2 separate regions of the Homo sapiens genome follow, and region 2 is linked to region 1. The links are chromatin loops, found by intact Hi-C in ENCODE. Cell type or tissue: ascending aorta. All regions are shown on one strand. Each heading gives the region's core, and the rest is flanking DNA. Links, peaks and the distances in the headings are about the cores only.

Evidence for each region. Peaks named below come from ENCODE experiments on the same cell type or tissue, not always from the same donor. Only the 100,000 strongest peaks of a DNase experiment are listed, where the experiment ranks them.
Region 2: a loop joins it to region 1, with 7 times the contacts of the local background. A loop is called at or near these places in 106 of 110 quality-filtered maps.

What each region holds. Positions count from the first base shown.
Region 1 is chr18:63,009,138-63,021,465 of GRCh38, forward strand. No RefSeq gene overlaps it. Among named protein-coding and RNA genes, the nearest start is that of PHLPP1, 300 kb to the left of the region's middle. In ascending aorta, for the core only: a CTCF peak has its summit at 7,291 (motif pointing right); no DNase peak of the experiment used is centred there.
Region 2 is chr18:63,336,105-63,348,432 of GRCh38, forward strand. It overlaps KDSR (3-ketodihydrosphingosine reductase), which reads right to left. Exons shown (of 10, transcript NM_002035.4): 7 at 8,306-8,389; 8 at 2,696-2,779. Among named protein-coding and RNA genes, the nearest start is that of BCL2, 22 kb to the left of the region's middle. In ascending aorta, for the core only: CTCF peaks have their summits at 4,001 (motif pointing left) and 6,301 (motif pointing right); no DNase peak of the experiment used is centred there; H3K27ac peaks cover 341 bases.

The sequences.
Region 1 (12,328 bases), core at 2,369-10,368:
TTCATCGCTCCCTTCCTCCCTTCCTTGCCCCAACTCTCTGGAAACCACTGATATTTTTACAGTCTCTATAGTTTTGCATTTTCCAGGATGTCATATAGATGACATTTGTCGGAAATATTTTCTGACTGGTTTCCTTCCCTTAGCAATATGCAATTAAGCTTCCTGCATGTCTTTTCGTAGCTTGATAGCTCATTAATTTTATTTCTGAATAATATTCCATTGTATGTAATGTATCACATTTACTTATCTATTCACCTACTGAGGGATATCTAGGCTGCTTCCACATTCTGGCCATTATGAAGAAAACTCCTATAAATATCCATGTGCAGGTTTTTGTGTGGCTATAAGTTTTAAACTCATTTGGATAAATACCAAGGAGCATGATTGCCAGATCGTATTGTAAGAATATGTTTAGCTTTGTAAGAAACTAACTGTCTTCCAAAGTGGCTGGACCCTTTTGCATCGTCACCAGCAGTGAATGAGGGCTCCTGTGTCTTCACATTCTCATCAGCATTTGATGCTGTCAGTGTTTTTGGTTTTAGCTATTCTAATAGATAGGTAGTAGTATCTTATTTTAATTTGCTATTGTCTAATTCTATATGATATTATGCATATTTTCATATGTTTATTTGCCATCTATATCTTCTTTGGTGAGATGCCCACTTATTTTGTTGTTTGTTTTCTTATTGTTGAGTTTTAAGAAGTTTTCTTTTTTTGGTATATGTTGGGTATAAGTCCTATATTTATTTATTTTACAAATATTTTCTCCCAGGCTGTGGCTTGTCTTCTCATTCTCTTGACAGTGTCTTTCACAGAAGTTTTAAATTTTAATAAAGTCCACCTTATCAAAATTTTCTCCTATAGCTTATGCTTTTGGTGTTGAAGCTGAAAGGTAATCACCAAGCCCAAGTTCACCTAGATTTTCTTCTATATTTTTCTCTTTATATTTTTGCATTTTGTATTTAGGTCTATGATGCATTTTGAATTAGTTTTAGTGAAAGGCGTAAAGTCAATGTCTAAATTCTTTTTTTTTTTTTTTTTTGGCATGTGAATATCCAGTTGTTCTAGTATTATTTGTTGAAAAGGCTATTTTTATCCCATTGAATTTCTCTTACTCCTTTGTCAAAGATTAGCTGACTAGATTTATATAGGTCTATTTCTAGACTCTATTCTTTTCCATTGATTGATTTGTCTCTTCTTTTACCAATACCACCTTGTAGTGATTACTGTAGCTTTGTTGTAGGTCTTGAAGCTGGGTAGTGCCCTCTGACTTTGTTTTTCTTCAGTATTCTATTGGCTATTTGAGGTCTTTTACCTTTCCATATAAACTTTTGAATCAGTTTGTTGATAGCCACAACATAATTTTCTGTAATTTTGATTGGAATTGCATTGGACCTATAAATAACGGTGCAAAGAACTGACATTTTAACAATTCTAAATCTTTGTATTTATGCACATGGAATATATCTCCATTCATTTAGCTATCCTTTGATTTATTTCATTAGAGTTTTGTAGTGTTTCTCTTATAGGTTTTGTGCATACTTTGTTAGATTTATACCTAAATATTTAATTTTGGGGGTGCTAATGTAAATGGTATTGTGTTTTTAATTTCAGATTTCACTTGTTAATTGCTGGTATATAGGAAAGCGATAGACTTTTGTATACTAACCTTGTATCCTGAAAACTTGCTGTAATGACTTATTAGTTCCTGGAGTTTTATTATCAGTTCTTTGGGATTTTCTATATAGATGAACATGTCATTTGCAAGCAAAGATGGTTTTATTTCCTCCTTTCCAATCTGCATATCTTGTATATCCTTTTCTTGTCTTATTGCATTATTTAGGACTTCCAATATGATGTTGGTTAGAGGTAGGGAAGGCAGACATCCTTGCTTTGTTGCTGATCTTAGTGGGAGAGCTTCTAGTTTCTCATCAAGTATGATTTTAACTGTAGGTTTTTGTAGATGTTCTTTATCAAATGGAGAAAGTTTCCCTCTATTTCTAGTTTCCTGTGAGTTTTTATCATGAATGGATGTTGGATTTGTCAAATGGCTTTTCTGCATCTATTGATGTGATTATATGATTTTCTTTTTTAGGCTGTTAGTGTGATATATTAATTGATTTTCAAATGTTGAACCAGCTTTGCATAACTAGAATAAATCCTACTTAATTGTGGTGTATAATTCTTTTTATACATTGTTGGATTTGATTTGTTAATATTTTGCTGAGAATTATTGCATCTACATTCATGAGAAACATTGGTCTGTAGTTTTCTCTTCTTGTAATATTTGTCTGGCTATAGTATGCTGGTAATGCTGGCCTCAGAATGAATTAGGAAGTGTTCCCTCCGCTTCTATTTTCTGGAAGAGATTGCAAGGAATTGGTGTAATTTCTTCCTTAAATGTTTGGTAGAATTCACCAGCAAATCCGTCTGGGCTTGGTGCTTTTCGTTTTGGAACATCCTTAATTACTGTACAATTTCTTTAATAGATATAGGCCTATTCAGATTATCTGTTTCTCTTTGTATGAGTTTTGGTAGATTGTGTCTTTCACGGAATTGGTCTATTTCATCCAAGTTATCAAATTTGGGGCATAGAGTTGTTTATATTCTTTTATTATTCTGTTAATGTCCATGCTTATGTTATTTTTTGCCATGTAAAAGTTTTTTTTAATATAGTCAAGTTTATAAATGTCTTTCTTTCACTAATTCTGGATTTTGAGACATGTGGCTGCTTCCTGGTAGTAGAGTAACTTACCCATGTTTTCCTCTGGGATTTGTGTGGCTTACTCTGGTATTTATCCTGTAGTATAGTGTGATAAGCAGATTCAATTGTATCTTTTCCCATATAGTTATTCAGTTGTTCAAACATCATTTATTAAAAATTGTTTTCTTTCTTTACTGATTTGAGACATTACCTTCATAGTATGGTATATTTCCTTGTGTAGTTTAGTCTATTTCTGGATTTTTGATTTTATTTAATTGGACTATTCATATGCCAATACAACATTGTTTTAATTATAAGGATTTTACATTATGTTTTAATATCTGGTAACCTCCCCTTTCCAACATACACATATTACTCTTTTTTTCCACGGGATTTTCCTAGGTATTCCTGCCTGATATTTCTTCCATATGATCTTTATAATTAACTTGGCTAGCTCCAGGAAAAAACAAAAACAAACCCCAATACCACATTGATTTTATACATAAATTAGGGAGAGTCAACATTTTTAAGATAGTGAGTCTATTCAAAAAAATACGTGTCTTTTCCTCAAATGTACTTTCATATCTTCAGGAGTATATAATAGTCTTCTCATATGGGTTTTACACATTTCACGTTATGTTTATGTCAAGCTATTTTACTTAAAATACTTTTGACATTATAAATTGATCATTGTTTAAATATATAAAAGCTATTGTTTTCCGGATGCTAAGTTTCTGTTATTTGTAATGAATTCCTTTATTGCTCGTAGTAGTTTTTCCATTAATTTTTTGTTTCCCAGATATATAGTCATGTCATCAACAAACAGAGATACTTTTACCTTTCAGTTTCCAGTTATTATTCCTCTAATTGCTTTCTCTTATTTGATTTATTGGTGGTTATCCCCAATGCAGTATTGAATATGGACATGTGGCCTACCTTGTCTTTCTTCTATTATTATTATTAGTGAGGCTACGTATAGTGTTTCTCCATTAAGTAAAATGTGGTCTTTGGGCTGAATTATATAGAATATATACCTTTTAAAAGTAAGCTTTGTATTGAACATTAACACACATAAGGAACAGTGCACAAATTATTCGTTTGCCAGTAAGAATTTTCATGAAGTTCACACACTTGTGTAGCCCGCACCATTACTATATGTCCAGAAGCCTCCTTCATGTCTCCTCTAGTCACCACCCATACAAGGGACCACTATCCTCCTCACTGCCAACACTACAGACTACTCTTGCCTGTTTTGGACTATATAAATAGGATCATCTTCTTTTCTTATTTGCCTTTCTTTTATTTGACATTTTTTTTTTTTTGTGAGATCCACCCGTATGTAATGTGTTAAGTAGTTTGTGTTTTTCATTGTTGTATAGTATTTCATTCTGTGGATATACAACCATATATTTATCCATTCTACTGTTAATGGACATTTGGGTAATTTCTGCTTTGGGATTTTTATGAATGCCATTGCTATTCACATTCATACTGAATTTCTGTTGGATTGTTACCCAGGAGTGGAATTTCTAGGCCATAAAGCATGCATACTCTCAGCTATAGGAGACATAGATAAACACTATCTGTACCGAGTTATGCTCTCACCAATACATTAGAGTTTTAGTTGCTCCAAAATCTCATCAACCTGTGGTACTCTGTGTTGTGTTTTGTTGCCATGTCTTTTTGTAGTTTAATTTTGATGTTGACCATCTTTGGATGTGTTTATTGGTCATTGGGGTATATTCTCACGTGCGGTCCCTGTTCAAGTCTTTTGACCACTTTTCTGTTGAGTTGTTTTGGTTTTTTTTGTTTTTTATTTTTGAGATGGCGTCTCGCTCTGTTGCCCAGGCTGGAGTGTGGTGGCACGATCTCGGCTCACTGCAACCTCCACCTCCCAGGTTCAAGCGATTCTCCTGCCTCAGCCTCCTGAGTAGCTGGGACTATAGGCATGCACCACCACACCCAGCTAATTTTTCTATTTTTAGTACAGATGGTGTTTCATTGTGTTGGCCAGGATGGTCTCGATCTCTTGAGAGCTGTCTTTTTCTTATTGATTTGCAGGGCATTTTATACATTGTTGAGTGTGTGTATTACACATATCTTCTCTCACTCCAAAGCTTGCCCTTTCATCTTAATGTGATCTTCTGATAAACAAAAATATTTTTATTTCAATTAAGTCTAGTTTACCAATCTGTTTCCTTAAGGTCAGTGCTTTGAGATATTGCCCTATGTTTTCTTCTAGGTGGCTTAGTATTTGATCTTTTCCATTTAGATCTACAACACAGAATTGATTTCTGTGTGTGGTGTGCATTAGGTGTTAAGACATATTTTGTCTGCATAAGGTTAACCAATTGACCCAACATCATTTTTTTAAATGGCCAGGTTTTCCTCATTCTACTGCATTGTCACTACTGTCATCAATTAGATGACCTTGTGTGTAAGCCTGTGTCTAGACTTTCTATGTTGTTCCATTGGTTTATTTGTTCTTATGCCTTTATTACACTGTCTTAATTGCTGTAGTTTTATAACAAGTCCTTTTTAAAAAAAATTGTGGTAGAATGCATATAACAAAATTAACCATTGTAACCATTTTTATGCATACAGTTCAATGTCAGTAAGTGTATTTGCATCATTGGGCAACCATCACCACCCTCCATCTCTAGAACTCTTTTTATCTTTCCAAACTGAAACTCTGTATCCGTTAAACAAACACTCTCCATTATCTCTCCCCTAAGCCTCTGGCAATCACCATCCTACTTTCTGTCTTGATAAGCTTGACTAGTCTAGGTACCTCATATAAGGAGAATCATATGACATTTGTCCTTTAGTGACTGGCATAGTTCAATTACCATAATGTCGTCAAGATTCATCCGTGTGGTAGCAGGTGTCAGAATTTTTTCCCTTCTAAGGCTGGATAATATTTCACTGCATGTGTACACCACATTTTGTCTACAGACACTGGGGTTGCTTCCACCTTTTGCTATTGCAAATAATGCTGGTGTGAACATGGGTGTACAAGTATCTGTTTAAGTCCTTGCTTTCAATGTTGTGGGGTATATACCCAGACATGGAATTATGTAATAAGCTTTGATATCTGATAATGTAACTCCTTTAGCGTTCTTCTTTAAGTAATTTTTAAAAAATTTCCCCATGAATTTTTAGAATCAGCTTGCCAATTTAAAAAAATCTGGCATTTTGATGGGAATTACTTTAAATCTATAAATATATTTTGGAATAATTGACATTTTTATACTTTTGAGGCTTTCATTCCATGAACGTTGCAAATTCCTCTGTTTACTTAGATCTTTAATTTCTTTCAATGATGTTTTGTATTTTCAGGGTAGGGGTCTTAGACATATTTTGTTAGATTTATTCCCAGGTATTTGTATTTGATGTTTTCTTGATGCAGTTGTAAAGGTGTCATTTAAAAAACTCATTTTCTAGTTAAGCTTGCTGGTGCAGAGAAACTCAATAGATCATATATTATGAATTCTTAGCAACTTGGTTCATGGGGCGGCTCTACCTGATCTTCGAGGACACAAGTTTAAATCTCATAATGACTGTAATCTCTGTTAATTTATCTGCTTACTGAATTTTGTGAAGTATGTTAAGTGGCCCAGATAAAGACAGGGTTTGCCTGGTCTGTGCTTCACCAAAAATCACTGGGGTTGGTGTTAGCGGTGGTCACACACTGTGAACAAACGCTGGGTTCATGTCTAGGATCCAATTCTAGTGGGTTATTCCAAACCAATGGTGTTTATGCAGAGAGCACAGGCAGGAGGTGGGACCCAGGAGCCAAGGCACATGGAAGAAAGGGGCTGTTCTTGGCCGGGACAGGAGGCTGGGGCTGGGAATGATGTGAAGGCTGGCTCAGGTCTAATTTGGGAGGTGCTGGTAGTAGAATGCGCCTGGGAAAGGTGTGGACGTTTCATGTTGGGTCAGCTGGGGCCATGGAGCAAGACCTCCCAGGGTGGTGGCCTCTATGAAGGGAAACGTCTACGATGGCCACCGATGAGGAATGAGAGGGAATTGCTTCTAAACTCCTGTGTTCTCTATGTCTAGGACGGTGCCTCTGACTGTACACATATATCCTTTTTCTTTTTCTCGCTCTCTTTTTTTTTTTTTCTTTTTTTGAGATGGAGTCTTGCTCTGTTGCCCAGGCTGGAGTACAGTGGCGTGATCTTGGCTCACTGCAACCTCCGCCTCCCGGGTTCCAGCGATTCTCCTGCCTCAGCCTCCCGAGTAGCTGGGATTACAGGCACATGCCACCACGCCCGGCTACTTTTTGTATTTTCAGTAGAGACGGGGTTTCACCTTGTTGGCCAGGCTGGTCTCAAACTCCTGACCTCAAGTGATCCCCCGACTTGGCCTCCCAAAGTGCTGGGATTACAGGTGTGAGCCACTGCGCCTGGCCCTGCACGCATATTTTCTGGAAAAAGTACAGAAGATTTATTTCATGTTAAGCAAGGGGAATTTTTAGGTTGCATAATTTTAAGAAAGTCTTTTTCACAAGCAATAATAAAAACAGTAAGAATAGGAGTAATGAAGAAAATTGAGAAGAAACGACGCGAAGGTTCTCACAGTTTGTCATGAAGCCACTAGGGGGCAGGGGAAGACAGCTATTTGGAGCCGCTGAAACCCATAGCAAACCCCATCCTTTTTTTTCCCACCAAAGGAAAGCTTGAGTTAAAAAAAAAAAAAAAGTATAGCCCAAACCAAAAATGGCTTTACTATTATCAAGAATTTCTAGTTTTGTGAGGTAGCATATATTTTTTATTTAGAGTGTTGAGCATCAAATGCAACTCTAGCTTTAACTTGAAATTCAGGCTGGGCACAGTGGCTCACACCTGTAATCCCAGCACTTTGGGAGGCCGACGCGGGCAGATCGCTTGAGGTCAGGAGTTCAAGACCAGCCTGGCCAACATGTTGAAACCCGGTCTCTACTGAAAATACAAAAAATAGCCGGATGTGGTGGGCGCCTGTAATCCCAGTTACTTGGGAGGCTGAGGCACGAGAATCGCTTGAACCCAGGAGGTGGAGGTTGCAGTGAACCAAGATTGTGCCATTGCCGACCAGCCTGGGTGACAGAGTGAGGATCCATCTCAAAAAAAACAAAAAAAGAAAGAAAGAAAGAAAGAAATTCAATGGGTCAGACAGAATTCAAACTTACTGTTTAGTACTGTGCTTCCTGCTTGACCATAGGAATATACAAATACATATATATTGTGGTCACTCTCCTCAAAGAGTGTTTGGTCAAGTTCGGAAAGTGAGGAACAGATAGTGGACATTTAAAGTGGACACAGCTGCTTTCTTGGTCACTGCCATTTGATTTTGAAGGATCCTAAACCCAAAGTATGCCCAAGGGAATCAGCTTCAGGTGCAGCTTTGTTCTGGTCTCAGAAAAGTTTGAAATTGTTGCTGCATGATGGATCTTTTCCATTGGAACTATTCCCGACTCACAGAGCACAAAGACAGACAGTAATGTTATAGTGAACCACTGCCAGGTGCAGTGGAGAAGCACAGTCAGTTACCTCTGCTGGCCCTTCACAGCTTGTGAGGGCTTTTTAGTTAATTATCTTATGCAGGGAATTAAGCATTTAATGTGACCCTCCTATGGATTGAATTACAGCACCTTTTGACCCTAAGAGTCTATGATATCCCGACAATCTTATGAGGTAAGGATGAAATATAACATCCCATTCAAAGAAGCTGAGGCTCTGAGGGCTGGCTTCTCCAAGTTCATTCATGCAACAAATGTTTATGAGCTCTGTGATAGACCTGAGGAATATTAAGGAGCTCTCAGAATAATAGAGGAAAGGGACATATAAGCTTCAGAACAGAGTGTGATGTGAGGTGCCATGGAGATGTGTGCAAGGTGCCATGCAAGTAGTGAGGAAAGGTTCCAAGACTCAGCTGATGGAAAGTGACCTGTGGCAGCACAGAAGTGGTGACTTTTTAATTGCCTTAACTATCTCCAAGACACCTGGCAAAAGCAAAATTGAAACCACTATGAAGGGACATGTCTAAGATCCAAGCTGCACAGAATTCCCACAGAAGACAAAACAGAATAAAACAAGACCATCTCTGAAAGAGAATTTTATAATAAAAAATTATGAAACACTAAAGTATATATTCCATCATGAGTGAAAGTAAGCATTCATCCCAAACATGGTAGCTTTCAGATAATAAAATGCTCAATTGAAAGAGTATAATATAATATGCTTAAAGTAAAAACCATAGAAGAGAGGCTAACTAAAGAGGACAACTATGACCAGGTGGATTTGAAAAACAAAAAACAAAATAGAACCTCTAGAAATGAAAAATAGGACCTCTAGAAATGAAAAATAGGACTGTTTAAACTAAACACTCAGTGGATGAGGTTAAGCAGCTGCTTAGACACAGCTAAAGAAAGAGTTTGTAAATTGGAAGATGGAGCCAAGGGGAGATAGGGAATATTAAAAGAAACTTAAGAGACATGGGGGTAGAATAACAAGAGCTATCATATCCCTAATAAGAATTTTAAGAGAGAATAGAAAAAAATAAGATGATGGCAATTCTCAAAGAGACAATGGCTGAAATTTTTAAAAGAATTGATAGGAGATATGATTCCACAGGTTCAAGCAGCAAAGAACCCTGAAATAAAAATAAAGGCACAGCTGGACACATGAAAATAAAACTGTAGAATAGCAGAGAGGGAAAAAGGGGATTAAATTTATCTGGATCAAGAAATGAGAGAGAGAGACAGAGAGAGAGGGAGAGAGCTTATCTACAAAAGAATGACATTGCTAGATTAACAACAGCCTCCTCAGTATCTACAAGAGAAGTCAGAAGACAAGGCACAAGCTAACAGAAAATAACTACCAGTGTAGACTTCAAAACCTAGTTAAACTATTTTTCAACTTTAAGGGCAAAATACAGTCCATCCTCTGTATTTGCAGGTTCCACATCCATAGATTCAATCAACCATGGATTGAGAATATTAAGAAAAAAAAGACACAACGATACAACAGAAAAAAATACTGATTAAGAACAACACATATAAAAAGGAGGATATGCATAGGTTATATTCAAATACAATGCCATTTTATATAATGCATTATAACATCTGTAGATTTTGGTATCTGCAGGGAGTTTTGGAATATTCTGCAGATACCAAGGGAGAACTGTAAAGAAATCTCTCTCTCTCTCTCTTTTTTTTTTTTTTTTTTTTTAGATGGAGTTTCACTCTGTCACCCAGGCTGGACTGCAGTGGTGCAATCTTGGCTCACTGCAGCCTCCACCTCCTGGGTTCAAGCGATTCTCCTGCCTCAGCCTCCTGAGTAGCTGGGATTACAGTCAGAGGCCACCATGCTCAGCTAATTTTTGTATTTTCAGTGGAGATGGGGTTTCACCATGTTGGCCAGAGGTCTTGAACTCCTGACCTCAGGTGATCTGCCCTCCTCAGCTTCCCAAATGTGTTAGGATTACAGGTGTGAGCCACCGTGCTTGGCCTGTAAATAAATCTTTAATCAAATAAAAATTGTGAGTTTACTCCTAGCAGGTCCTCCCTGAAAGAAACACTAAAAAGTGTACTTTACAGAACAAAAATAAGTTGAGTATAAAAGGAATGAGTAGAATGCAGGAAGGCTCCTATTTTCCCAGTCATTTTTCTCCCTCCACCTCCTATCTCACAGTTAAAAGGGACTGGTGAGGAGAATGTACACCGGATGGCGATGGCAGGAGAACACAATGGGTCCTTCTGTCGTCCAACTGTCCCGACACTCCCCTGATCTTTGTCTACAGGGCTCACTGTGTTCTGAACACCTCTGGCTGGGGTCCACCTCAGCCCTCCCTCCCAGGGCTGAAGGTGTACGTGGCATCCACAGGGTCCCTAAACTGCATCAGAGGAACTCTAAACTGTGTAGACTGCTCAGGCTCGAGAGATAGCCATAATTTCTGGTTTGGCAAGGGAATCTCCCAGATGTCTTCTGCTATCTCCCCAGCAATATCCCATTCATAGAGGATGCTTGACTTTGGGTTCCCTTTGAATCAGACTCTAAGACAAGATTCCAGATCATGTCGTTTATTTGAAAGATAAGACCCCAGGAGATGCTGGCAGGGGAGTGGGGAAGTGAGACAGGAAGAGAAGGCAGCCAGTAAAGCCTGTGTTATCCATTCAGCTACCACTGTGGGTGACTGAAGCTTAATTCCACTTGGGAAACTCTAGAAGCCAGTGTAGAACACACACATCGGAGTTTTTACCTGAAAAGCAAGGGAGCTGGGGTATATATATATACCAATTGTCAATCATCGTTGGGTGGCTGTTCCCAGGGGCATCAACTCCCTAGCACTTCAGGCAGTGGCACAGGTAGCAAAGGGAGCTCCAGGGCAAGAGAAAGTCCTCAGGCCATGTGCTGGCAGCTACCATGGGAGCCTGTCAGCACTGAAGAAGAAGGACAAGGGAAGGTATATTGGAATCTGGCAGCATCTACTATACCCCCTTAATTCAATACCTTTTGGGCAAATGCACTTTTTTACAGGTGAAGAGAGAAAGACCCCAATAAACTCAGGGCAATAATTGGTTGTCTTCCTCATAGATAATAAGTTCTTTAGAACTTCCTATTTCTTACTGATATTTTCCAAATGAACCCCTGTCCCCAGCTCCCAGTTCTCTGGCAAACATTGGGAGGGGGTGCAGGCAGCCTGGAGCTTTTCACAATCACTAAAGTGACAGAATCTAAAAACGCCCAAGTGCGTGATTTGGCCACTGGCTTTGCTAATGGCCTAGCAGGCAGTCCAGCAGGTGGACCTGTGCTCCGAAAACCACACAGGTGCAGCTGGCTCTGAAAACAGCAGGTGATGAATTCCAAAGAAGCAGGAAATCCAGGGTACTTCAACTTATCACTGACTTAAAATACAAAAACGAGGACACACGTTTATGTTACTGATATTTGCCCAGACTTGAGTACTATAAAAAGAACTGGAGAGAAATAGAATTAGAAACATACCTTTTGGCACTCCTAAAATAAATTGGAATAAAAAGCCTTTGAGAGTGACAGGAAGAGAACACTGGGGCAGATGGCATTGCACTCTGTAATTTAGCCTTGGCCATAACCACAGTTGGGGTGACCTGTCCTAGCTCATAGAATAACTTTAATGACCCTGTTCTTTCCCTTCTTTTGTTCATTTCTATGGCCTACAATTTTATTTTAAATGCATGGTATTTTATAAAGTCTGTAATAGCTTGGATATTTATTATTCAAAAGGAAGGTTGAGTTAGTTACCTCACCTGTAAAGTAAAGATGCTAACCCTTGCACCTCATTTCACCTTCCTCTTGCTCAAGAGGCAGGATCTCAGTTGAGAGCCCTGTATGTCTTGGCAGCTGTAAATGAAACTAGTTAAAAAAATTTATGAATTTTCCCATTTTTACTAGAAAAGAAGAGAATTATATCATCAATGCTTCTGTCCCTAAACCGAGACAAGCCACATTACTTGATGAGAGTCTTGTTATACTTCATTATCAATTTTTCAGCTTTCCATCATCCATTCCACCCATTAATCTATCATTTCATCCACCTACTCATTATTCCGTCACATCCAGCCAGCCAGTCAGTCAACCAACCGTCCTTTCTTCCATCCCAAAC
Region 2 (12,328 bases), core at 192-8,191, 320 kb after region 1:
CTGCAACCTCTGCCTCCCAGGTTCAAGTGATTCTCCTGCCTCAGACTCCCAAGTAGCTGGGATTACAGGCATGCACCACCACACCCGGGTAATTTTTGTATTTTTAGTAGAGATGGGGTTTCACCATGTTGGCCAGGCTGGTCTCAAACCCCTGAGCTCAAGCAATCCAGCCGCCTCGGCCTCCAAAAGTGCTGGGATTACAGGCATGAGCCACCGTGCCTGGCTGGAGAGCATAATTTTTATATGAAAGACCATTGACAGGAAATCTATAGTAATTCAGACTTAGGTATGTGGCAGATGTGCAGAAAGCGAAGCAAGCAAGTGTGTCACTTCAGGAAAAACAACTGGCCACGTGTCATCAATGTGAAATCTGAGCCTTCAAGAAAAAATTAAGATTTGGAAAAACTAGTATCCACCATCACGAGACTGTCAGCTGCATACTTTTATGATAAGATCAGCAGTAATACTGATGAAAGCGATTTTTCTGATCACTCAGTCAACCCATATTTTCCAAATGACTAATGCATAATGTTACGAAATCATGAATGGTTAAAAGATCCATTCAAAGTACAAGACGGACCAATGGAATTTAATGTAACAGAGAACAAAACATTCATTGATGTAGTTTCCAATTCTATACTGCAACTAACCTTTAAGAAACTACCATTTGTTGAGTTTGGGTTTGATATCAAAAAAGAATGTCCATAATTATCTGAAAAGCCTAGTAAAATAGTCTTCCCTTTCCCAACTCCGTATCTGTCTCAGGCCAGATTTTCTGTATATCCTTCCATCAAAACAACATTATTACAACAGATGGAATGCAGAAGCAGCTATTTGAATCCAGCTGTTAATGCAGACCTTAAAGCAACTGGTGAAAATGTGAACCAATGCCACCGTCCTCACTGAACTTTTGTTTTGAAAAGTAGTAAATTTTGTTTAAAAAAAGTCACTTTATATATATGTGACTTTATATATATATATATGTGACTTTATATATATATATATGTGAATATATATATATATATATATATATGGAGTTTTGCTCTTGTTGCCCAGGCTGGAGCACAATGGCTCAATCTCAGCTCACTGCAGTCTCCACCTCCTGGGTTCAAGCGATTCTCCTGTCTCAGCCTCCCAAGTAGCTGGGATTACAGGCGCATGTCACCACACCCGACTAATTTTTGTATTTTTAGTAGAGACGGGGTTTCATCATATTGGTCAGGCTGGTATTGAACTCCTGACTTCAGGTGATCCGCCCGCCTTGGCCTCCCAAAGTGTTGGGATTACAGGCACGAGTCACTGTGCCCAGCCATTTTTGTTATTTTTAATGAATCAATAAATATTACAAACAGCTTCCATTTCAAATATGGCAAATATCAATAAATATAGCCATGTAAATAAACAAAAGTTCTCTGGGGTTGTTGACAATTTGTAAGAATGTAAAGTGGTCAAGAGAAGAAAAGTTTGAAAACCACTAAACTAAATGAATACTGCCAAAATACTAAGAGCTATTTAGCATCATTAGAAACACTGAATGGGCTGGGCACGGAGCTCACGCCTGTAATCCCAGCACTTTGGCCAAGAGGCTGAGGCGTGCGGATTACCCGAAATCAGGAGTTCGAGACCAGCCTGGCCAACATGGTGAAGCCCCATTTCTACTACAAATACAAAAAATTAGCCAGGTGTGGTTGTGAGCACCTGTAATCCCAGCTACTCAGAAGGCCGAGGCAGGAGAATCACTTAAACCCAGGAGGCAGAGGTTGCAGTGAGCCAAGATCGTGCCACTGCACTCCAGCCTGGGCAACAAGAGCAAAACTCCGTCTCAAAACAAACAAACAAACAAAACAACAACAACAACAAAAAACACCAAATGCATTTGCTTTGACCCGAGATAAGCAGGAAAAATAAAGTCTCACTTGTGCCATCTTCCTGAGCCTTTTAATGCACTCAGGACAAAGTTCTTCACACATGTATATATTTCAACAGAATTCACTATTCTCATTCTGCTCAGTTCAGTCTAATGTGACAGCATTTAGGCCACTTCAAGGCTGTCCACCATGTGCTGACACCTCTCATTCCAATGGTCCTATAGATTTTCCAAATTCAGTGTGGGTCTGTGGTTTACAGACATCCCTCATAAATGTGCATTTTTCCGCATTAACAGAAATGTTGTCAAAAAGCATGAGGCACATATGTTGTTCTTCTACAAAACAGCACATCATTTCTTAAAATACCATTTTTGATTCTGAATTAAAAAACATATCAACAGGGAAGACAGGAGGACAGGCCCACGGGGCTGGTGGCACTTTCTCGTTAGCTAACTTTTGGGAAAATGATACTGGGAAGCAGGAATGGGAGAGAAAGCAGCCAGGTGTATATGGGACATAGTATATATCGTTTACACTCATAGGAAAGTCTCATTTTCTTTTTAAAGAACCGGTGTTTCCAGACATCCTTCTAGTAAACCTGTTCCTCAGATTAAGGTATACAATCAGTTTTCAGGAGGCTACTCACTAATATGGAGTCAATAAAGCGTCTAAAAGAAGAAAAGTTGAGTCCAATATTAGATATGACAAATCTGACAGACTAAAAAATTCTAATAATTGATGTTTTGAAGTAAGTCCTTGGACAAATATCTTTTCAGAAATATAGTACTACAAACACAAATAGTACAGAAAACAAGGATTTTACTTACTATGGCATCTTTAACAATTTGTTTGGCCACCTGTTCTGGTTTGCACACAGATGTGGTCTCTGAAATAAGTCGAGTCTCCAAAGGCTAAAAGTGGAAAAACATGTACATAACAATATCATGATTGCCCATTACATTAAAAATAAATTATTCTTACAGCCTCCTGATTTACAAATAATTCCAATTTTCTACCTTTGGGCAGATTCCTATTTCTAGAATAAGGTCCATCTGGATTCTAAATCAGTGTCTACCTAGTTACTACGTAAAATTCTACCCAGTAGCTAACACAAGACAAGGAGGCCTTTGCCATTCTCTTAGAACATACGGAGTCTTGGCTCCACTGAGGACCATCAAAGCTAGAGTGAGAACACATCACTGGATACAAGTTCAGAAAGACCCCCTTTGACTCCTCAGTGCTGGCCGGACACCTGAATGATGGTGCTTTTCTGTAGAGGCTAGACCTGTGTCCAGAGCAAGCCTGCTCCCAAGACCAGCAACTCCATTCTGACCATATTCCCAGGTCAGCAGAGGGCTGATCCCTGGGGATGAACCTGGCGCCCAAGGCAGGGACAGTCGCAACCCAGCCCCCATTCAACAACTGCAGATGCTTCTTAAAGGACTTGCTGAGGAGGCAAATGCACAGGACACTGAAACAGAAGGAGCCACTTAGGAGATAACCCTGAGTGGTCCCTAGATGGGCTGCATGCTAGTTACCAGGCTGGAGCTGCAGACCCCAAATCTTAGCCTTTTCTTCCTCAAAAGGTCCATCTCAACTCTTACCTAACTCAAAAAGCCTTCCCTAAATACCTAACTGGCAGTAACCTCTCTCTTTCTTCTGTGAACATTTCTGTTTTAATACACATTATAGCTACTTGTGCATTTGCATTTTACCTCCTAAGTTTCTTGTGGGCAGGGCCTTTTTTGTAAGAAATTATTTATCTTTGGCTTTTCTTTGCGATGTCTTGCATATGTGTGCTCAAAAATTATTTCAGTTAGTTTCAATTAGAAGTGTCAAATAATTTCAAGTAGAAGTGTCAAACAAAAGCCTTAAACTGCATGAGACTGTAAACTTTACCACGTAAGCTTGAAGGAATTAAAGAAAATAAAAACCAGATTATATTTTCTTAAAATAGGAAAGTAAAGTATTTCATAAAGATCAAGTATTTCTTATGAACCTTTCTTAAGAGAAAGGCTGTTTTGAAGGAGCCACGATTCATTCTTCCAGACCCCCAGGCTGGCATAACCACACTAAATACACATAAGATTCTAAAGTACTATGGCGCCCCCTAAAGGGCCCACACATCAATGTAGAATTGTATTTACCCCCAACAAGTCTGCCCAAAATTTTACTGAAAAAACCCCAACTTAATCAACATCAGAATCAAACCTTAACAGGGAAATCACCACCCTTTGTCAGCTCTGGCTTCAAACTAAAAGACTGCATACCGAATGTTGCAAAGCTGCTTAGAAGATCTCTGCTTATTCTAAGACAGGACATTTGGCTTAAATTTACTTCTTTGAAATAGCAGTAATTTTTAAAAAGGCAGAGCCAAAGAGAAAAGAATAGGGGGAAAAAACCTAAATCACAAACATCTTTCTACAAATATACAGTCTAGGGAGTTTAAGTGCCAATTTTTATGCTGCAGAGATTCACATTTACAAAGTATTCGTATAAAAGAGAAAAAAATATATAAAACTAAAATTGGCCACAGTTCAAGGTGGTAAGTTCTGATTAATTCCTTTCTTCCCGCTTCACCTATTCATTTGCTCAAAAAAGCAACTACTATGTGTCAAGGCAAAGGGAATATTCCATTGAAAAAGTGTGAAGCTTATATTCAGCTCAGGATGACTGGCAGTCATTTTATATAAAAGATATGTCTGTTTTAAGTGCTATGAGAAGCTTCTGTTATAAGCTGTGATAAGTGCAATGGAGACTCAAATCATCAGACCCCAAGTCATCTCCTCTACGATGGCAAAAGATTAGCAATTTACTAACCAGATTCTTAATTCTCACCACTAAGAGTAGTTATAAGGCACTTTGTAGAAACAGAAAAATTAAGCAAAAGTTGGCACGTAGGTGGTGAGCTCCCCAGCCCTCCTGCCCTGCTTGCCTCCCACAACACAGACAGCAAGTCTTACTCTCCCAAAGGCAGAAGAAGACATGATTCCTCAGTAGGGAAACTGATCAAACCATGAGAAAAGTGAGCAGATGCTGGCATATGAGAATCTTCTAATGAAGTGGCTGCATCCCCTCCTGATCATCCTATAGTAAACAGCTGAGAAGCTAGAGATTTACAATTGGCATTTTAGTGCATCACTCTTAAATATGGACAATCAAGGATCAACAGACATTTCAGGAAGCCGGAAAAAACAACAACAGAGAAAAAGAAAGTAGGAGGAAATAAATAATACAAGATATAGAAGAAATTTTCAAACAAAACAACAGCAACAAAAAAACAAGGCTAAACATCCAGAGTGAATATCCTTAGACATAAGAGAAAATATGAAATCCATGAAATAAGGCAAGAAGCTATTTTTAAAAACTGTTTTAAATATTCAGAGAAAAGAGATCTAAAGTAATTTTTATGTAACCCAGTAGAAATAAAGATTTCAACAAAAAGGTTTAAGGATAAAGCGAATAAAAACCTAGAAGGGAGAACAAAAGGCCCAAGAGATTAAAAAAAAAAAGAGAGAGAAAATAGAAGGAAATTAGAGGATCAGTCCAGAAAGTTCAAAAATCTGAATAATAAATGCTCCAGAGAGAATGAACACTTGAAATACTTTGGGAAGAAAGAAGTGATAAAAGGAGTAATATAATAAAATGTCCCAGAACAAAAGTTGATAAAATAAAAGGGCTCATATGAAATGAGAAGATTTCATGCCAAAATCCATTAAATAAGGATAAAAAGGGACACAAGGTTTCCAAAAATAAATGGAAAAACAGGTTCTATACAAAAGGTTGGGAATCAAAATAGCACTGGATTCCACAGAAATTCTGGAAGCTGGAAATCAATAAATGCTCACAGAAATCTGAGGAAACATTATTTCCAAACTAGAAATCTGTACTTAACAAAACAATACATAAGAATAAAGAAAAATGGCCAGGCACAGTGGCTTATGCCTGTAATCCCAGCACTTTGGGAGGCCAGAGTGGGCCAGGAGTTGGAGACCAGCCTGGCCAACATGGTGAAACCCCGTCTCTACTAAAAAAAAATACAAAAAATCAGCCGGGCTTGGTGGCACGCACCTGTAATCCCAGCTACTCAGGAGGCTGAGGCACGAGAATCTCTTGAACCCAGGAGGCAGAGGTTGCAGTGAGCCAACATTGCACCACTGCACTCCAGCATGGGTGACAGAGCAAGACTCTATCACAAAAAAAAAAAAAAAAAAGGTTAAAATAAAAATAAAGGCATTTTCAGACATGTTGTTTCTAAAACAATATTACCTCTGATGTGCCCTTTCTCAGAAAATTGGTGGAAAATATTATAGCTCCACCAAAATGAGCAGATAAACCAAAAAAGTGAGAGTCATGGGCTCCGTCAAAGGGAGGGGAGAAGGGAACGTGCAGTGTGAGGTGAAGACAAGTCCTGACACCACCGCTGGGTGGCAGAACTAGAACAGACCAGGAACGGGGACGACCCCAGGAGAAATGTCTGAGGAAAAAAGAATGAATCTAATAGAATGTCCAATGTGCTCACATGGATCAAAAGGAGAATCTCAGTTCTGTTTGAATCTGGGACTGAATTAGTTATAGATAATTACAAAGCTAAGCAAATGAAAAGGCAAGAAAGGAAATGTCACTATAGAATGGTCCAAGTGTGCATAATATTAATATGAGCACTAAACCTGATTTAACTAAAGAGATGGGAGGAGTACACAGGGAATGGGGAACAGATATGAGTCTTAATGTTTTTGTTTTGAAACAAGTCTTACTCTATTGCCCAGGCTGGAGTGCAGTGGCGCAATCTTGGCTCACTGCAGCCTCGACGTCCTAGGCTCAAACTATCTGATATGGTTCGGATCTGTGTCCCCATGCAAATCTCAGGTCCAACTACAATCCCCAATGTTGGAGGAGGGACCTGGTGGGAGGTCACTGGATCATGGGGGTGGATTTCCCTCTTGCTATTCTCGTGATACTGAGTGAGTTCTCACGAGATCTGGTTGTTTAAAAGTGTGTGGCACCTCCCCTCTCTCTCTTCCTCCTGCTCCGACCACGTAAGACGTACCTGCTTTCCCTTTACCTAAGACTGTAAGTTTCCTGAGGCCTCCCCAGAAGCAGCAGACTGTACAGCCTGTGGAACTGTGAGCAAATTAAACCTCTTTTACGTGTAAATTACCCAATCTCAGGCATTTATTTATAGTAATGCAAGAACGGACTAATACACTATCCTTCCACCTTAGCCTCCTGAGTAGCTGGAACAATTCTAATTTTGCTTATTTTTTTGTAGGGAAAGGGTCTTGCTATGTTGCCTAGGCTGGTCTCGAACTCCTGGGCTCAATCAATCCTCCTGCCATGGCCTCCCAAAGTACTGGGATTACAGGTGTGAGACACCATGGCTGGCCTTAAATTTTTATTTTTTTATTTTTAATTTTAATTTTTTTTTTTTTTAGATATTGGTTCTCGCTCTGTCACCCAGGTCGAAATGCAGTACTACAATCATGGCTCACTGCAGCCTCAACCTCCCTGGCTCAAATGATCCTCCCACCTCAGCCTCCTGAGTAGCTGGAACTACAAGCATGTGCCACCATGCCTGGCTAATTTTTAAATTTTTTGTAGAGACAGGGTTTTGTTATGTTGCCCAGGCTGGTCTTGAACTCCTGGCCTCAAGTGATCTTCTTGCCTAGGCCTCCCAAAGTGCTGGGATTACAGGCATGAGCCACACTGTGCCTGGCCTGGTCTTAAATTTTATCTTCCACGGTAGAAAGTCAATAAATAATTTCTAAATCTTAAAAAAAAAAAAAGCAGTATAAACATGTTAGTTAAAATAAATGGCTACCTCTAGGGAGTAGGAATTGGGAATGGGAGAGATGAGGCAAAGGATTGATATTGGACTCTAAAACTGTGTGACATACTTCTTTGATAAAAATGTGCTGGAAATGGCTGGGTACAATGGCTCATGCCTATAATCTCAGCACCTGGGAGGCTGAGGAGGGAGGATCACTTGAGGCCAGGAGTTTGACACCAGCCTGGGCGACATAGTGAGACTCCATCTCTACAAAAAAATTAAAAATTAGCTAGGTGTGGTGGCACATGCCTGTAGGCCCAGCTACTCAGGTGGCTGAGGCAGGAGGATTGCTTGAGCCTGAGAGTTTGAGGATGCAGTTAGCCACGATTGTACCACTGCACTCCAGCCTGGATGGCAGAGTGAGGCCCTGTCTCTATAGAGAAAAAATCTGGTAGAAATTTAAACTTTAAGAAAATAAAGTGAGGGAAAAGAGGAAGGAAAGAAGGAATATTTGCCTGGAGAATCTCAAGGTCATCAGAAACCAGCTAGGCACTCTACCCAACAAACATTGTTGATTGGTGAAAACGAGTGTGAGCTGAAGAGTAGAAAGAAAATCAGAAAAGCAGTAAACATTAGAGGTTCAAATTGGGACATGTAGGATACTGACCTTTGTTCTGTTTTCTTCGGCAAAGCCAGGTGTGTCTGTGTCTGGTGGGTAAGCAACTGTGATGTAGACATTATATGGCTTCACCTGCATTTCAAAACAACACGTGTACCTTCAGTAAACAAGACACACTGAGGTCCTACACTGCCAACCTGCACTGGCTGCCCTGATTCCCAAAAAGCGGTGAGAACAATGGGGTGATTCTGTTAGGCGGGGAACTACACCAATTGCATTGAGAAACCCCTCTCCATGATGATTCCAGAATGTAGGCAAAAAGCTCACCCTAACCTGGACCCCAGAAAACAGCTGGCCCTAAAGTATGGCAAGTCACCTCCTTTGCAGTGTCTTCCACTCCTGCTGCCCAGACAGAGGCCCTGGGAGCCGTCCGACGAGGGCAGTGTTTTAAAAAGAGTCCAGTTCCCACACGCACTGCACAGCATCCAAGCCCTTTATCAAGGCAATGGGACCAGTCTGCCCCTCCTTTCTTCACCAGACTGTACATCTGTTTTTCCTTCAGACTGCTTCTGATACTCTTGTGTTGATTTCATCCACAAAATACATTGGGGTCATTAAAATCTGCTGCCCTATCCCTTTCTTGTGCCCTACTCCAAACCCAGTCCAGAACTGTCCCTGAGAAGTCTGCTTATTCCAGAGCTCCCTGTATAACCGGCCTCTGCACATTAGGAGGTCAAGAGTCACTTCCTCCTCCACTGAACCAACAAGAACCACTGGGTAGAACCTCCAAGTCAGACCAGCCAAGTACCTCCCCTGTGGACAACCTCAACCTGCATTCACATAGGGAAAGCCCTCTGCCTTATCTGAAACTCTATGTGGCTCCTCTAAATCTGACACTTGGAGCAGGTTGTTACACTTGTGTGCCTCACCACCATGCCTGCACACTTCACGCTTCACGACCCCACTCATACACACACCCCCAACAATTCCAGCAGATTCTTCTGCTGTTGGCCAGGACACCCCCTCCCACAGACTGCTCAGCCACAGCCCTGCTGCACATGCTTATCTTGCCCTGCTAATTAGCAACTCTAAGAGCAATGGTTCCTACCATGAAAATCTCTTTGCCATGATTTTTATTTGGTATTGGCTCACTTTTTTGTCCCTAGGAAACACCTAAGGGATCTGGAAGTGGAGAGGCAGCTGATAGATCAGCCACTGCACATCTTCAGAAGGGTACCCTAGGCTAAAAATCAACACCACTGCCTAATGTGACGGCCTTTAAGAGTAGCCCAGGGGCCGGGGGCAGTGGCTCACACCTGTAATCCCAACATTTTGGGAGGCCGAGGGGAGGGGGTGGATCACCTGAGGTCAGGAGTTCGAGACCAGTCTGGCTAACATGGTGAAACCCTGTCTTTAGTAAACATGCAAAAATTAGCTGGGTGTGGTGGCGGGTGCCTATAATCCCAACTACTTGGGAGGCTGAGGCAGGAGAATTGCTTGAGCCCAGGAGGCGGAAGTTGCAGTGAGTTGAGATCGTGCCACTGTACTCCAGCCTGGGTGACAAGAGGGAGACTCCATCCCAAAAAAAAAAACAACAAAAAAACAACAAAAAAATAAAAACAGTAGCCCAGAGTCTCATCTTATGCAGCCCTTTTTCGCCCTGGTTCCTTCAGTGAAGCACAGTTTTGAGGGCTTTAAGGGGAGCTTCAAGGGGAAGGAGAAGCACGCACAGGCCTGCAAGCAGAAGATCCAGGCCAGCCATCCTGGAAAGTGCAGTCGTGAAAGTGAGATGTCTTTGTGGGTTCCATTCCAGCACAATTAGGGTGTGGGACAGCCCATCCACCGGGCATTGCCAGGGCATGCAGCTTCACGGCCCAGCCATGCTCATAAATAGCTCTGGATCGGGGCCAGGTAGTAAGGCAGATGAGCCAGAAACTCGCTTCCACTTGTTTTTGAGATAGTGACTTATAAAAACCTTGTCTCCCCCAGCCTTGCCCTCTGCTGTGCATAGACCAGAGAAAAACACCACAAAAAATCCAACGAGTGGTCATTAGGCAGCCCACATAAAGACTGACATCGACTGCCCAGAAACTCACGTCTGTGCTGCCCCTCTGCCTTCTCTCTCATGGTAAAGAAGGATGCTGGCTCCAAAGCTAATGGAAGACAGGATTTCAGAGCAGTGCTTCTCAAACTCAAGGTTACGGCTGCATTGCCAAAGGTTAAAACAGAGCTTTTCAGAACAGCTTCCTCATGAGGAAGGAACACAGATAGCTGGGGTTGGGAGAAACCAGTCCAGTCGCTTCCTAGATTGGTATTCTCGCTATGCCATCCAACCAAATGACTCTCCCAGTCTCTGGCTGGATACCTCCAGTGGCTAGTCACCTCACCATTTACATATTATTTTATTTATTCATGCAACAACGAGCACTTACTGAATTACTTCTACATGCCAGTATCGTTCTAAGAACAAAGCATAAGGTTAAGATTCTAGTTTCCTGAAACTCTTGGTCAAATAATTTGCTAAAATCTGAATATACTAAACCACATCTACATCTTCTTTTAATCTACCAATCTCATAACCCTGTCATAAAAAAAAATGAGGGTAGGCTGGCTTTACTTGTTCTTATGAGACAATGCTAGCTCCCTGAGATCACCACTCTTTCTAAGAATGGATGAGCCAGGTCCTCACTAACTGAGTCCCCTGCTGCCCGGCCACTGCTTCTCCTCATCCCTGTTGCCTGACCATTCTCTGTGCCCCCGACTCTGCCCCACATCCATCCTACTATTACTTCTTCCCTTCTCCCTGGCCTCAACCTCAAACAGAAAGACAACTGACCACTTGTTCAAGAACCGATTTGTGGGCCGGGTGCAGTGGCTCACATATGTAATCCCAGCACTTTGGGAGGCCGAGGCAGGCAGATCACCTGAGTTCAAGACCAGCCTGGCCAACATGGTGAAACCCCATCTCTACTAAAAATACAAAAATTAGCCGGGCATGGTGGTGGGCACCTGTAATCCCACCCACTTGGGAGGCTGAGCCAGGAGAATCGCTTGAACCAGGGAGGCAGAGGTTTCAGTGAACCGAGATCACACAACTGCACTCCAGCCTGGGCCACAGAGTGAGACTCCATCTCAAAAAAAAAAAAAAAAAAAAAAAAGAACAGATTTGTTATTAAAATAATCCACATAGGATGTGCTGTTCCCTATTCCATCAAAACAAAGACAGGGGATGCTGGAAAGAAGATCACAGCTGTTTACATGAAACTCCAGAATTCAAGCTTTAGCTTACTTTCAGACCACAGAAGGAAGAGATGGGAGGAGAGGGGCATGATCAGGGTAAGAAAAGCAGAAAAGGGAGCATCAGTTTGTTTTTTTTGGGCTTGGTCTCTGCTACCACATCTTTAGCTATAACCCACCTCAGAAGTCTGCTTTCCAAAAGAGTAACTTTTAAAATCTTTACCTTTCTTCCTAAAAGACTGAGTAAAAAAAAAAGACTAAAAAATGCCAACAAAGCATTCTTTTAAAATTACTCATAGTACCCTTAACAATGCCAGGGTCCTACCTTAGTTTGGGGGCAAAGGGAGGTGGACAGGGAGACTTCAAAGTTAATTAAACCAAAGAATTGTCAAAAATATTTACAGGCCAGACACAGTGGCTCACACCTCCTGTAATCCCAGAACTTTGGGAGGCCAAGGCAGGTGGATCACCTGAGTCCAGGAGATCAAGACCAGCCCAGGCAACATAGCGAGCGAGACCCCATGTCTACAAAAAATAAATAAATAAAAAATAAACAAAAAAACGGTGAGGCATGGTAGTACACACTTGTAGTCCCAGCTACTTGGGAGGCTGAGGTGGGAGGACTGCTTGGGCCCAGGAAGTGGAGGCTACAGTGAGCCAAGATCAAACCACTGCACTCCAGCCTCGGCAACAAAGCAAGACTCTGTCTTCAGAAAATAAAAATTAAAAAAAAAAAAAAAAGTATCTGGAGTTTGAGCAATTACATAAGATTTCATTGACAGAAAACACACCTACCTTGACCAAATTATCCAGGTTTCAAAAAAAATGCTACTA